2 separate regions of the Homo sapiens genome follow, and region 2 is linked to region 1. The links are chromatin contacts, found by Hi-C in ENCODE. All regions are on one chromosome and are shown on one strand. The core of a region is the stretch at or near the end of the contact, and the rest is flanking DNA. Distances in the headings are between cores, read along the strand shown. Region 1 overlaps LOC105378519 (a long non-coding RNA gene). Region 2 holds the start of BTBD16 (BTB domain containing 16).

The links. Hi-C counts contacts between places; a loop is a spot of excess contacts on that map. Pooled maps may share reads with other maps.
Region 2: a loop to region 1 is called in a pooled map, with 12 times the contacts of the local background. The contact joins the promoter of BTBD16 here to the enhancer-like site in region 1. A Hi-C loop is called at or near these places in 2 of 37 single-sample maps with no recorded cell type and 8 of 50 pooled maps.

What each region holds. Positions count from the first base shown.
Region 1 is chr10:120,942,964-120,949,060 of GRCh38, reverse strand. All of the region lies in intron 2 of LOC105378519 (a long non-coding RNA gene), which reads left to right. Among named protein-coding and RNA genes, the nearest start is that of WDR11, 95 kb to the right of the region's middle. RefSeq lists enhancers at 5,937-6,006, 5,911-6,097. Within about 2 kb of position 3,145, at least 8 of the 41 ENCODE cell types and tissues checked have a DNase peak (open chromatin) inside an H3K27ac peak, as active enhancers do.
Region 2 is chr10:122,270,046-122,275,940 of GRCh38, reverse strand. BTBD16 (BTB domain containing 16) reads right to left here and starts at 4,645. Exons shown (of 16, transcript NM_144587.5): 1 at 4,427-4,645; 2 at 842-901. The coding sequence starts at 859.

The DNA.
Region 1 (6,097 bases), core at 1,896-4,395:
GCGTGGCCAGCTCGGGGCCGCGGCTCCCTCCCTGTAGAGGCGGCGATGGGCGGGACCACTGCGTCCCTTTAGGATCATCCCCTTATCTAATTAAACTAAAGAGCTGCACAGCAAAAGAAACTACCATCAGAGTGAACAGTCAACCTACAGAATGGGAGAAAATTTTTGCAACCTACTCATCTGACAAAGGGCTAATATCCAGAATCTACAATGAACAACAAATTTACAAGAAAAAAACAACCCCATCAAAAAGTGGGCGAAGGATATGAACAGACACTTCTCAAAAGAAGACATTTTTGCAGCCAGAAAACACATGAAAAAATGCTCATCATCACTGGTCATCAGAGAAATGCAAATCAAAACCACAGTGAGATACCATCTCACACCGGTTAGAATGGCGATCATTAAAAAGTCAGGAAACAACAGGTGCTGGAGAGGATGTGGAAAAATAGGAACACTTTTACACTGTTGGTGGGACTGTAAACTAGTTCAACCATTGTGGAAGTCAGTGTGGCGATTCCTCAGGGATCTAGAACTAGAAATACCATTTGACCCAGCCATCCCATTACTGGGTATATACCCAAAGGATTATAAATCATGCAGCTATAAAGACACATGCACACGTATATTTATAGCGGCACTATTCACAATAGCAAAGACTTGGAACCAACCTAAATGTCCAACAACGATAGGCTGGATTAAGAAAATGTGGCACATATACACCATGGAATACTATGCAGTCATAAAAAATGATGAGTTCATGTCCTTTGTAGGGACATGGATGAAACTGGAAACCATCATTCTCAGCAAAATATCACAAGGACGAAAAAACCAAACACCGCATGTTCTCACTCATAGGTGGGAATTGAACAATGAGAACACACGGACACAGGAAGGGGAACATTACACACTGGGGACTGTTGTGGGGTGGGGGGAGGGGGGAGGGATAGCATTAGGAGATATACCTAATGCTAAATGATGAGTTAATGGGTGCAGCACACCAACATGGCACATGTATACATATGTAACAAACCTGCACGTTGTGCACATGTACCCTAAAACTTCAAGTATAATATAAAAAAAAAAAAAGGATCATCCCCTTATCTCCAGCTCTGGTCTCCGGAGGCCCGTGTGGCTGGAGCAAAAAAGGCAATGGGCCGGTGGAGTCTTGTTTAGTGGGGACGCCGTGGTCAGCTCTGAGCTGTTCCTACTGTTCTTAGTGGAGGTAGCAAGACCCCCGTCTCTCCTGGTGGGTAGTGTGGATGTCGCACAGACAGAAGCTCAGGTGGCAAAGGGTCGTGGAAACTTCTGCACCTTCCAGAATACGTGGGTCCATGGACGTGGACCCACGGCCACGTTAAGGCTCATGTTCATTTGTTCAGTTCACTTATTTAATTCATTTGTTCAGTGGTTCCTTCATTAATTCAGTCAATAATATTGTCTTGAGCACTTACTGTGTGCCAGAACCCAAGGTCGGGGCTAAGGATAGAAAAGAGAACTCGGGAGGCTGAAGCAGGAGAATCGCTTGAACCCGGGAGGCGGAGGTTGCAGTGAGCCGAGATCACCACTGCACTCCAGCCTGGGTGACAGAGTGAGAGTCTCCGTCTCAAAAATAGAAAAAAAAAAGAAAGAAAGAAAGAAAGAAAAAGTAACAGAAAAGATGGCTTACAGTCTTTCTTGCCAGTCTCATGAGGCCAGAATATTTGAAAAAAGCATAAATTAAGATACACAGGATTATGAAACAAACCGATTATACTGTCATGCAGTTATCAAAATATTTTTAAGTGGTGCTATACTCGTATATGTTCTTCGTTGATAGAGGATGTAACAGGATCTACAGACCAATCTATTAACTACAGTCATTTCAAAATAGTGATTAGCCCAGCTGATATTTTGAGATAACTGCATCAACTACGACGTGATAGAAAAACAGCTGTGATTTCTGTTGGAGACAAAGTCACAGACACTGCTAATACACTGTGGCTTGTTGCCGATTTTCATAATTGAGTAAATTGTTAAATCTCAGACAGTGAAAATAATGATATAAATATTTTCCTGTCCAAGTTCATAGACCCCCCTCCTCCAGATTTTATTCACAGACTCCTCGATTAAAAAGCCAGATCGGTGAGCAGAAATAAACAGGGTGAGTGTGGACAGTGATGAGCACTTGGAGGAAATCAACAGGGAGAGAGACTAACGATAAAATCAGAAGGGAGGCCCTGTGTGGGATGCAATGGTCGGGAAACGCCTGGATGAGACCACAGTTCACTCTAAAAGCCCCATACAGAGGTCGGAAACAGCTACCAGGGACTCTGATTTAGCCTGTAAATCTGCACAGTCTTCTTGAACATTTAGATCTGGTGTTCAGGACTGGACTCGGCTTTTGACCACAAGGCCTCCCAATCCGGGAAGTCCAGGTCAGCCTCGTGGACATCCAGAGATTTCATCCCAGGGCACTGAAAGTGAAATCTCTGCCTGGGCCCTGAAGCCACTTGATTTTGCAACTTTACCACCTAAACTTTCCTGGGTCACTCTTGGGGCAACCCATCCAGGGCAAGGGTAGTTTGCATGGCAAATGGAACTTTCCAAAGTTTAACTTGAAAAAGATGGTCGGCATCGGTGTCCTATTTAGAAACCAGGCTCCTTCCAGCCTGGGGATCCCCTGAACCTTCCAGATCTTTATCCAACTTTCATTCAAGCTGTGATTCCCCGGTGCCCCTTCTAAGCCAGCAGCTGTGTGACATCTCTGTTCTCATCCACCCATTTCCAGGCAGCAGCGTGTTGGGGGTGGTTAGGGAGTGTAGTGCTGGGTCACAGGCAGCCTTTGTAACTGCATATGAACCAGTGTGGCAAGCTTGCAGGATGATGTCAGAGCTGGCACCGGCAAAGAACAACTTTGTTGACAAGAAGATTAATTAGACAAATGTAGTGCCCATCAGTTATTGCCACCGCCTCCTCGGGGGTCAGCTCTAGTCAGGCCTTTGCTAGAGATTTTTTTTTTCATCTTTTTAGAGAAAGCTTAATCTCCTAACAAGGCAGCCAAGAAACAGTTCATGGCGTGCCAGAAGAGCAAGTGCATACAAGCATGTTCTGAAGTGAGGGTGCCTGCACACCGCCAGGCTGCAGGGCTGGGGCTGGCCCAGGCTTGGAGCCAACTGGGCCTCTTCCTTCTACCTGTACAGACCCAGCCCCAGGAAGCGTGTTGAGCCCCGAATCCTTCCTCACAAGAGAAGACACCCATTTGTGAGCTCTCTTGGCCTCTCTTCCTCTCTTTCCTGGGAGAGCTGCCCCTTTCATGGAGGGGCGGGCAGACAGCCATGCAGGGTCTTCAGAGCTCGGAGGCTTCCGCCACCTACACCTTCCCTCTTTATCCAAAAGGCACCTGCCCCATTGTCCCATTGTGGGAAGAGGCAATGAATGAATTGCTGAGTGGTAGCGGCCTTATTCATCATTCATCAAATACTCAGTAGGTTTATGGGCATATTATATCCCAGCAACACTGCAGTAAAGGAATGATTCCCATGTATCAGGCCCTGGCCCTGGGGAAGGGGTTATATTCTAGAGGGGGAGGCATGGCAATGAGTAAAATAAATACTCCAAGAAGCTCATCTGCACCAGTGGTAAAGGCCAAGAAGGAGCTAGGAGAGGGGATGTGGTGTTGAGGGCCGGGAGATGGCAGCCATTTTGGAAAAGGTGCCCCTGAGGAGGTGAAATTGAATTGAAACTTGAGGAGGGAGAGAATCTGTGGGGAAGAGCTGACTTCCTGTTGGCTGCAGGGGACAGGAAACTGAGAGTGCCAAGGGAGGGGATGTTCTGTGGATATCTGTTGACTGCATGAATAAAACAAAATGTTTCCAAGCTGTGCTTCTCACACTTTAGTGTTGTGTTAGAATCCTTGGGAAGGAGGGTCTTGTTAAAACATAGATGTCCAGCTCCACTGATTCAGAAGGGCTGGTGCAGGGCCCAGAGAGCTGCATTTTAACAGCCCCCGCCTCCAGGCAGCCCTCCCAGTCCCTCCTGGAGCCCCATCTCCAGGCAGGCGCTCAGCCCTGGATTGCAGCCCTGTCTGTCTGTCAGGCCTACCTGAGGTTTCAGAAAGGCCTCACAGTCAGGCTCCCAGGGGCCCAAAGCCAGTGTGGCTTCAGTGGGACCAACCTGACAGCTCCTTATAACTCTAAGGCCTCCACCTCCCACTGGCCAGCAAGGAGCCCTGGTGGGCAGGGGTGGGGCCTGCTCTGTCTCATCAGGCTATGCCCTATCTAGGGCAAGGGGTCCCTGGGGCTGGGGATGGGCTTCCCCTGGATCCTGTACCCTGCCTTTTAGAGTCACGGATACCTGGAACCCTGAGCCAACCTCCAGGTTTGTGTGGGCCTCTCTCCCTGGGTCCATCATTCTTCTGTGGGTGATGGCTCAGCTGGAACTGGGTGGGGGCGTGGATATGTGGGGCTAGTGGGTATACACACCTGTACACACACACACACGTGTGTGCACTAAAAAGCCAAGTGGGGTGAGGCGTGAAGGGGGTAGGCTGCAGCCTGGCTCTCTGTGCTGCCTTTTTTCGAAAGTCAACTCCTCAGAATTCTAAATTCAAACCTTGCCTTCATGATGATGAAGATGTATTTACCAAGGTAGAAAAATTATGGGTTTTATCTTCTAACAACTGATTGGATTGGTAACCTTTTTTTTTTTTGAGACGGAGCCTTACTCTGTCACCCAAGCTGGAGTGCAATGGCGTGACCTTGGCTCACTGCAACCTCCACCTCCTGGGTTCAAGCGATTCTCCTGCCTCGGCCTCCCAAGTAGCAGGGATTACAGGTGCACGGCGCCGTGCACGGCGCCATGCCCGGCTAATTTTTTTTGTATTTTACTAGAGACGGGGTTTCACTGTGTTGCCCAGGCTGGTCTCGAACTCCTGAACTCAGGCAGTCCACCCGCCTCGGCCTCCCAAAGTGCTAGGATTACAGGCATGAGCCACTATGCCCGGCCCCGGATTGATAACTTTTTAATAATTGACACATGGTATGGGAACTTCGCTTTTATTCTCATCTTGGGCCCCCAGAATGTTAGGATGATTGGAGAGAGTTGCAGGGAAGGTACCAGAACCAAGGAATTTTCCCCGTGGATGAGAAGTATGATTCCAAGAACGGAGACTGTGAATTCCCAGTGTTGCCTGCCACCTATCTCTTCATCTTCACCACCCAGGCTTAACCTCCAGGCCAGAGATTGTCCAGGTCTGGTTGGGCAAACCACCCTCAGCGTCTGTTTAGCACGTGGATTCCAGGACCGCACCCAAACCTGATGAATGGGGTCCCTGGAGGTGGGGCTTGGGAGGCAGAATTTTCTGCCCCCTCCTGGTGACTTAGAGGCACCAGGAAATGTGAAATCCACGGTGGGGGAGAGGTGTGGGCCCTTCATTCTGATGGATCCACACTTGGAAACGAGGAGGGGGTTCTGAGCTTGAAGACCAGCTGGAGAGGTGCAGTCTGGGATTTATCTGCTGTCTCTGAATAGATGTTTGGGGACTCCAGGGTCACACATTTAAACGGAACTCCCTTTTCCAGCTCCATGTAGAGGGGGCTCTAAATGCAAGGGGCCCTACTTGGGAAACCTCTCATGTCCTTCCCACATCCATGAGTCCCTGGGGTTCCTCCTGCCCCCCAGCACCATGGAAGAAAGCTACCCTCATGTCCACTCGCCAATTCTCGTCTAGGAGGGAATGTAAAACTCAGCTTGGGACGGAGCGGAAAGGCCCATGCGTGTTCCTGAACTTACCACCAGCAGGAGGCCGCGGGCTTTTCCTCCCCTCTCTGGGCTGCAGTTTTCCTGGATGTAGAGGGGCTTTCAAGATGATACAAGTATCCAACTTTTAAGAAATACATTTCAGTGTAAGGCATCACTTCACTTTTCTTAGTCATTGGAGAGCAAAGGGATGAGGAAATGTCTTTCTTCTTTGGCTAATGGTTTCGGAGTGCTGAGCGACAGTTGAGAGAACTCATTTCAGCAGTGGGAGAAGCCGCCTGCCGGGACGCCATTTCCTGATCTCTGCTGCCCTCTGCTGCCCGGTGCCGGCTGAGACATGCCGATGCGACGCACAGGC
Region 2 (5,895 bases), core at 3,396-5,895, 1.3 Mb before region 1:
TTTGGCTATTGTGAAGAGTGCTGTGAATATTCATGGGCAAGTTTTTTTTTGAACACCTGTCTTTTTATTCTTTTGGTTATATGCCCAGGAGCAGAACTGCTCAGTCTTAGACATTTTCTTGAGGCTCCAGGGGAAATTCAGCAATTTACATAAAAAAGAAGGACGATACCCAGCATGGATGTAAACCTTAGACTGAAGGCTCAAAGCAACCTAGCAAGGAAAAAAGCACGAGGAGGGACCCACAGGAATGGATGTCATTGATCCCAAGCCACCCAGGGCACCAATGGAGAGGTGACGAGACCATGGGCCACGGACTAGAGCATATGAGTTCAAATTTTACTTTCTAGTTGTGTGACCTTGAGCAAGTTACTTAACATTCTGAGGCTCTCAGTTCTCATGTGTAAAATGGAAATAATGGGTGGTGGTGGTGACGGTAATGGTTATCGTGACAACGACAGTGAGGATGGCGATGGTGGGGATTGTGGGGATATCATCTTGTTTCCAATGCTGTAAAAAGTATAAAGTAGGATAAAGTTTGGGAAATATGCCTTAGTATAGTGCCTAGAAGATGGTGGGTGATTAAAAACTGTGGAATCTGAGTCTAGATGTAGTCCGGCTGTCACGTAAAACGTCAAAGTAAAACATCGTCAGCTCAGACCACAAGCCTGCTCTCTGCCCTCTGGACGGTGCTGCCTGGACGCGCTCTTTCCAGCCGAGTCAGCCAATAATGCTTGAGGTCCTCGGTGGTGCAGAACCCAGCCCCTTGTGGAAATTTGTCAAAATGACCATAAGCAAATGCTTCTTCTCATCACCTACCTTCTTGAGAAACTGATCTACTCACCGTGTTCGACATTATCATGAATGAAAGTGGAAATTACGCAGGAGAGAAAAGACAAGCAACCTAGAAGACAAAAGAGGTAAAGGTGACATTTTCCATACTTTTCAAAATATTATGGAGGAGATTGGCCTAAAGAATCTATACTTTGCCACAGGAACAATAATGAATAAGCCTCGAATGTGGGTTATTTATCAATCAAGAGAATATCTTGTTGTTGCTGGGGTTTTTTGTTTGGTTTTGTTTTTTGTTTTTTTTGTAAGCAGGTGAATAGAGAGATCTCTGCTATTGTTCTGGGAAAGTGGCTCAGATAAAGCAAAACAGAAGATAATCCTTTGCCAAAGTGAGGAAGACCAAAAGATAGCTATAAGTAGGCTGATCACATAATTGATCATTCAGACGAGGAGACTAAAGGGATGATATTAATAATTAGGCCTGGACAATGGCTGTAGGCCAGGGCTGCCCTGGAGCTCTGTAGACTGATGGTCACCCTAGCTTACAGGGTCATGAAAGAGGAAGAGTGCAAGGACTTTCCAGTTATCTCTGAACATTATCAGGGCTGTTGGGTTACAAGCAACAGAAACCCATTTGATTATGGGGTTGCGGGGAGGTTAAGATTGATTGGAAGGATGGTGATGAGAGGAGGGTCTCATAGACTCAAAAGGAAACTGGAGAACTCTCCGGGAAAGAACAGGAAGCAGCTGCAGGGACCTGGGTGGCACGCACCAGGAGTTGGTGGCTGTTGTTGTCAGGCGCTGCCTCCAGCATGAGTCGGCTCTCCCACAGTCCATCTATGCAGGGTTCTTTTCAATCCAGATTCTCAGCAAGAGGCCCCAACTGGCCTGGCTTAGCTCAGGGGCCCACTCTTTGGCCCCTGAGGGCAGACACCTTGACTAATTCTCCCAACAAGAACGTGCACTGGGGACTGGGTAGTTCCCCAGAGCAACATCAGAGAAGAGGAGAAGTGGGTGAGCTGGTGAAACCAGCAGAAGCCACGGCACTTGATGACCAAGAACCTCAGCTGACCTCCCTTTGCTCCCCAAACAGCACTTCACCTGCATCACAGCCATGGCTATGTTCATCCATTCACCAACAAGCATCTCCTGTGCAGTCGCCATATGGAGAGAGGCGTTAGCCGTTTCTGAGAGACAGCAGTGAGCAAAATGCACACGATCCTTGCCTCATAGAATTTCCATTCCACTTGGGCAGACAGGTTTTTCTTTGCCTTTTAATTGCCTTAATTGGACTTTTTAATTGCAAAAGTATTAATAATATATGCTTGTTGTAACTAGTGAACCAATACAATGACAGGAAAGAAAAATTTAACATAGCTGCATAATATCACTTTTTCTTTTTTTGAGACAGGGTCTTGCTCTGTTGCCCAGGCTGGAGTGCAGTGGTGTGATAAAGGCTCACTGCAGCCTCAATCTTCTGGGCTCAAGTGATCCTCCCACTTCAGCCTCCCCAGTAGCTGGGACTACAGGTGTCCGCTACCACACCTGGCTAATTTTTTAATTTTTCTAGAGCCAGGGTTGCCCAGACTGATCTATATTGCCCAGACTGGTCTTGAACTCCTGATATCAAGCAATCCTCCTGCCTTGGCCTCCCAAAGTGCCAGGATTATGGGCATGAGACACTGTTTCTGGCCGCATAATATTTCATACAGTGAATGCATCATTATTTATTAAAATATTCCTCTGCCAAGTCATTGAGGTTATTTCCTATATTTTATTCCCATAATAAAAACAATGGGAACAATATGCATACACATTATTATGGCAGTTTGTGTACATGTGTGTATACATATATCTATACATGTTACCTATATCTGCATCTGTATATATATGTATGTATGTGTGTATATATATATATATATATATATATCTTTGTGTTGCTGTTTTTATTTCTATGAAATAGTCTTCCAAGTGGTATAGTTATGTCAGAGATCTGTATCTTCAATTGAAATAGTTAATACCAATTCACTTGCCCCAAAATTGCAGCAATTAACATTCCTATCACCAATTTATAAGTGTTGTCATTTTTTTCACAACATCTTTAGTACTAGGTAGTATCATCGTATTTATTTTTGCCAAGCTGGTGAGTGTCAGATGGTTTCAGATTCTTACTTTAATTTGAACTTTCCTGGCTACCAGTGGGGTTGAGCATTCTTTTATCTATTTATTGGCTGTTTAATTTTTCTTTTCTGAAAACTGCCTAATCATAGGTTTTCCGCAATTTTCTACTGGGTTACTGTAGTCTCACTAGCATTTTTTAAGGAGCCCTCTATGTACTGGGGACACTAACATTTTGTCTGCCATACATGCTGCAGAAGTGTATCATTTGTCTTTTGACTTTGTTTATGGTAAACAAATTGTTTCATTAGTATGAAAATATGTCCTGTGTGTGTGTGTGTGTGTGTGTGTGTGTATTTCCTTTGCCAGTCTCTAATTTGAAAACATATCTGGGGCCAGGCCCAGTGGCTCATGCCTGTAATCCCAGCACTTTGGGAGGCCAAGGCAGGTGGATCACCTGAGGTCAGGAGTTCAAGACCAGCCTAACCAATATGATGAAACCTTGTCTCTACTAAAAATACAAAATTAGCTGGGTGTGGTGGCGCATGCCTGTAATCCCAGCTACTTGGGAGGCTGAGGCAGGACAGTCACTTGAACTCTGGAGGTGGAGGTTGCAGTGAGCCAAACTCTCACCATTGCACTCCAGCCTGGGAAACAAGAGCGAAACTCTGTCTCGAGGGGAAAGAAAAAAGAAAAAGAAACGTGTCTGGGTACAAACATGGCCCTGGTGTTTGTACCCAGCTGCTGGTGTCTTCATCTGCAATTGCATCCATGTATGCATGTGTGTTAAGAGCATCTTTGGCTGTTCAACCAGCTTTCAGAGGTGCACTTGAGTTTACAGCAATGTGTGTTTTCCTTGATGGCTGAGTTTCCACCTTGCGTGAGGCTTCTCCCACCTCAGGTAACACATACATGCTTTTCTGATCCCTTTACCTCACAGGAGCCAGGATGATGAACTCCTCAGCTTAAAGCCCTTCACCAGCTTCCCACTGCCCTAGACATAGACCCCCAAATCCTCAACGTGGCCTTAAGGAATCTGAGAAGAGAGAAGAGGGTTCCATTCTAAAGCAGACCTGGTCAGCACAGAATAAACCCCACACGGGACTCGCTATGCCCACAGAGCACCGCTTCAGTTACAGAGAGAGGGAGGCTGGGGTTTGCACTCAGCTACCCAAAGCTCCTGCTTTCTTAGATCAATATCTAAGAACTTTTTTAGCTGATCTTGAAATCCAGAGACATCTCAATGGCCTGGAAATGTGTTCTTTTTTCATCCCACCAGGCAATCTGCCCCTTCGTGTGTTTTGAGAGCCTGTGCCAAGGTCCCTGTGGGCGGGCAGGAGCTACCTACAATGGTCTCTCAGCTCCCAGACCCCTCCTGATTCCCTAAACTCCCTCCCTGCCAAGTAGACCAGAGGCACCCAAGTCTAACACTGGGTCTAGACAGGTGCTAAGACAGCACCTGTCACTAGGACACATTTCTTGGTCTCTGAAGTGGCTGAAAAATACCCATTGTACTTACCGTTCCAAAGCCCTTTTGCCCACCACAGGCGTGTTTACAGGGGAAGTGTGCTGAGTGGAGGAACTCCCATCACACTGGCCTCTGAGTTACAGGAGAGCTGGGGGCGCCTTCTGAGCCTGAAGCCTGGAAGCGCTCATCACATCTGGGGCTCCCCCTTTTCTTCTTATGGGCCAAGGTGCTTTGACAGGGGGAGCTTGCCTTGGTTTCCTGGGTGGTTGTGAGCACCACGGCAACGGCAGGGAAGCTTCCAAGCACTTCCTGTTCCAGGGCCAGGTTTCAACTCAGGCTCGGGCTGTGTCCAAGGCCCTGGCTGATGGGGAGAAGCTGTGAGTGATGGCATCTCAGAGACCAGTGTGGGTGCCATGTGCCTCCATTCCTGTTCCTCACAGCACCTGGGGCAACCCAGGGCACAGCCTCAGTGAGAACCAACCCCCAAATCTTCAGGCTTCATCTGTCAAAGGAGAAGATTAGACTAGAAGCTTCTCAGATGCCTCCCAGCTCTGGCATTCTGGGGTGCTCTATTTCTAGCATTTTCTATCTGTGTTTTGACAAACATATTTCAATAAAAATTGAGCATTCCGCATTATTAAAAGCTATGCCTAATGAAGTACTTTGCTGATGATGATTTTTAATGCTGCTCTCTCTGGGAGCTAAGGACTGCCTAAAAGTCAAGGACAAGACCAAGAGCCTTCAAGCTGGCATCCAGAGTGGAAATGTTTGGGATTTGTTTGTTTTGTTTTGCTTTTTTTTTTTCTCTGAGATGGAGTCTCACTCTATCGCCCAGGCTGGAGTGCAGTGGTGTGATCTTGACTCACTGCAACCTCCGCCTCCTAGGTTCACCGGGTTCAAGCAATTCTTGTGCCTCAGCCTCCTGAATAGCTGGGATCACAGGTGCCCGCCACCACACCGGCCTAATTTTTGTATTTTTAGTAGAGACAGGGTTTCACCATATTAGCCAGGCTGGTCTCGAACTCCTGACCTCAGGTGATCTGCCCACCTCGGCCTCCCAAAGTGCTGAGATTACAGGTGTGAGCCACCGCACCTGGCCCTAAGTGCAATCTTACAGTGTCCTCAGCGACGTGGCCTGTGAAGCCCATGACCCAAACTAGGGGATGGGGAGGTGGAGGCCATGTGGGTCAGAGTCACATGGGTCACCACGGGTCCATCAAAGGCCTGGACCACCACCCCAGGGATCACAGAAATCCCTAGTTACAGTAATAGGAACCAGGAGGCAGTACAGCTTTTAAGACCCAAGGCCAGCCTCTCCTAGGCCACATACATCCTAAAGTAAAACGGGAAAGTAGCTGCGCTGCCTCCTGTGGCTGTGATCTAGAAACTACGAAACACTCTATAAATGGGAGGTACCCCTGAATTTGTCTCCCGCCTCAGCCCTCAAATCCTGTGATTCTACTCCTCCCAACACCATATTCTGCTTTGCACAGAAGCCGATCGCTGTGGAATGTTCTGTG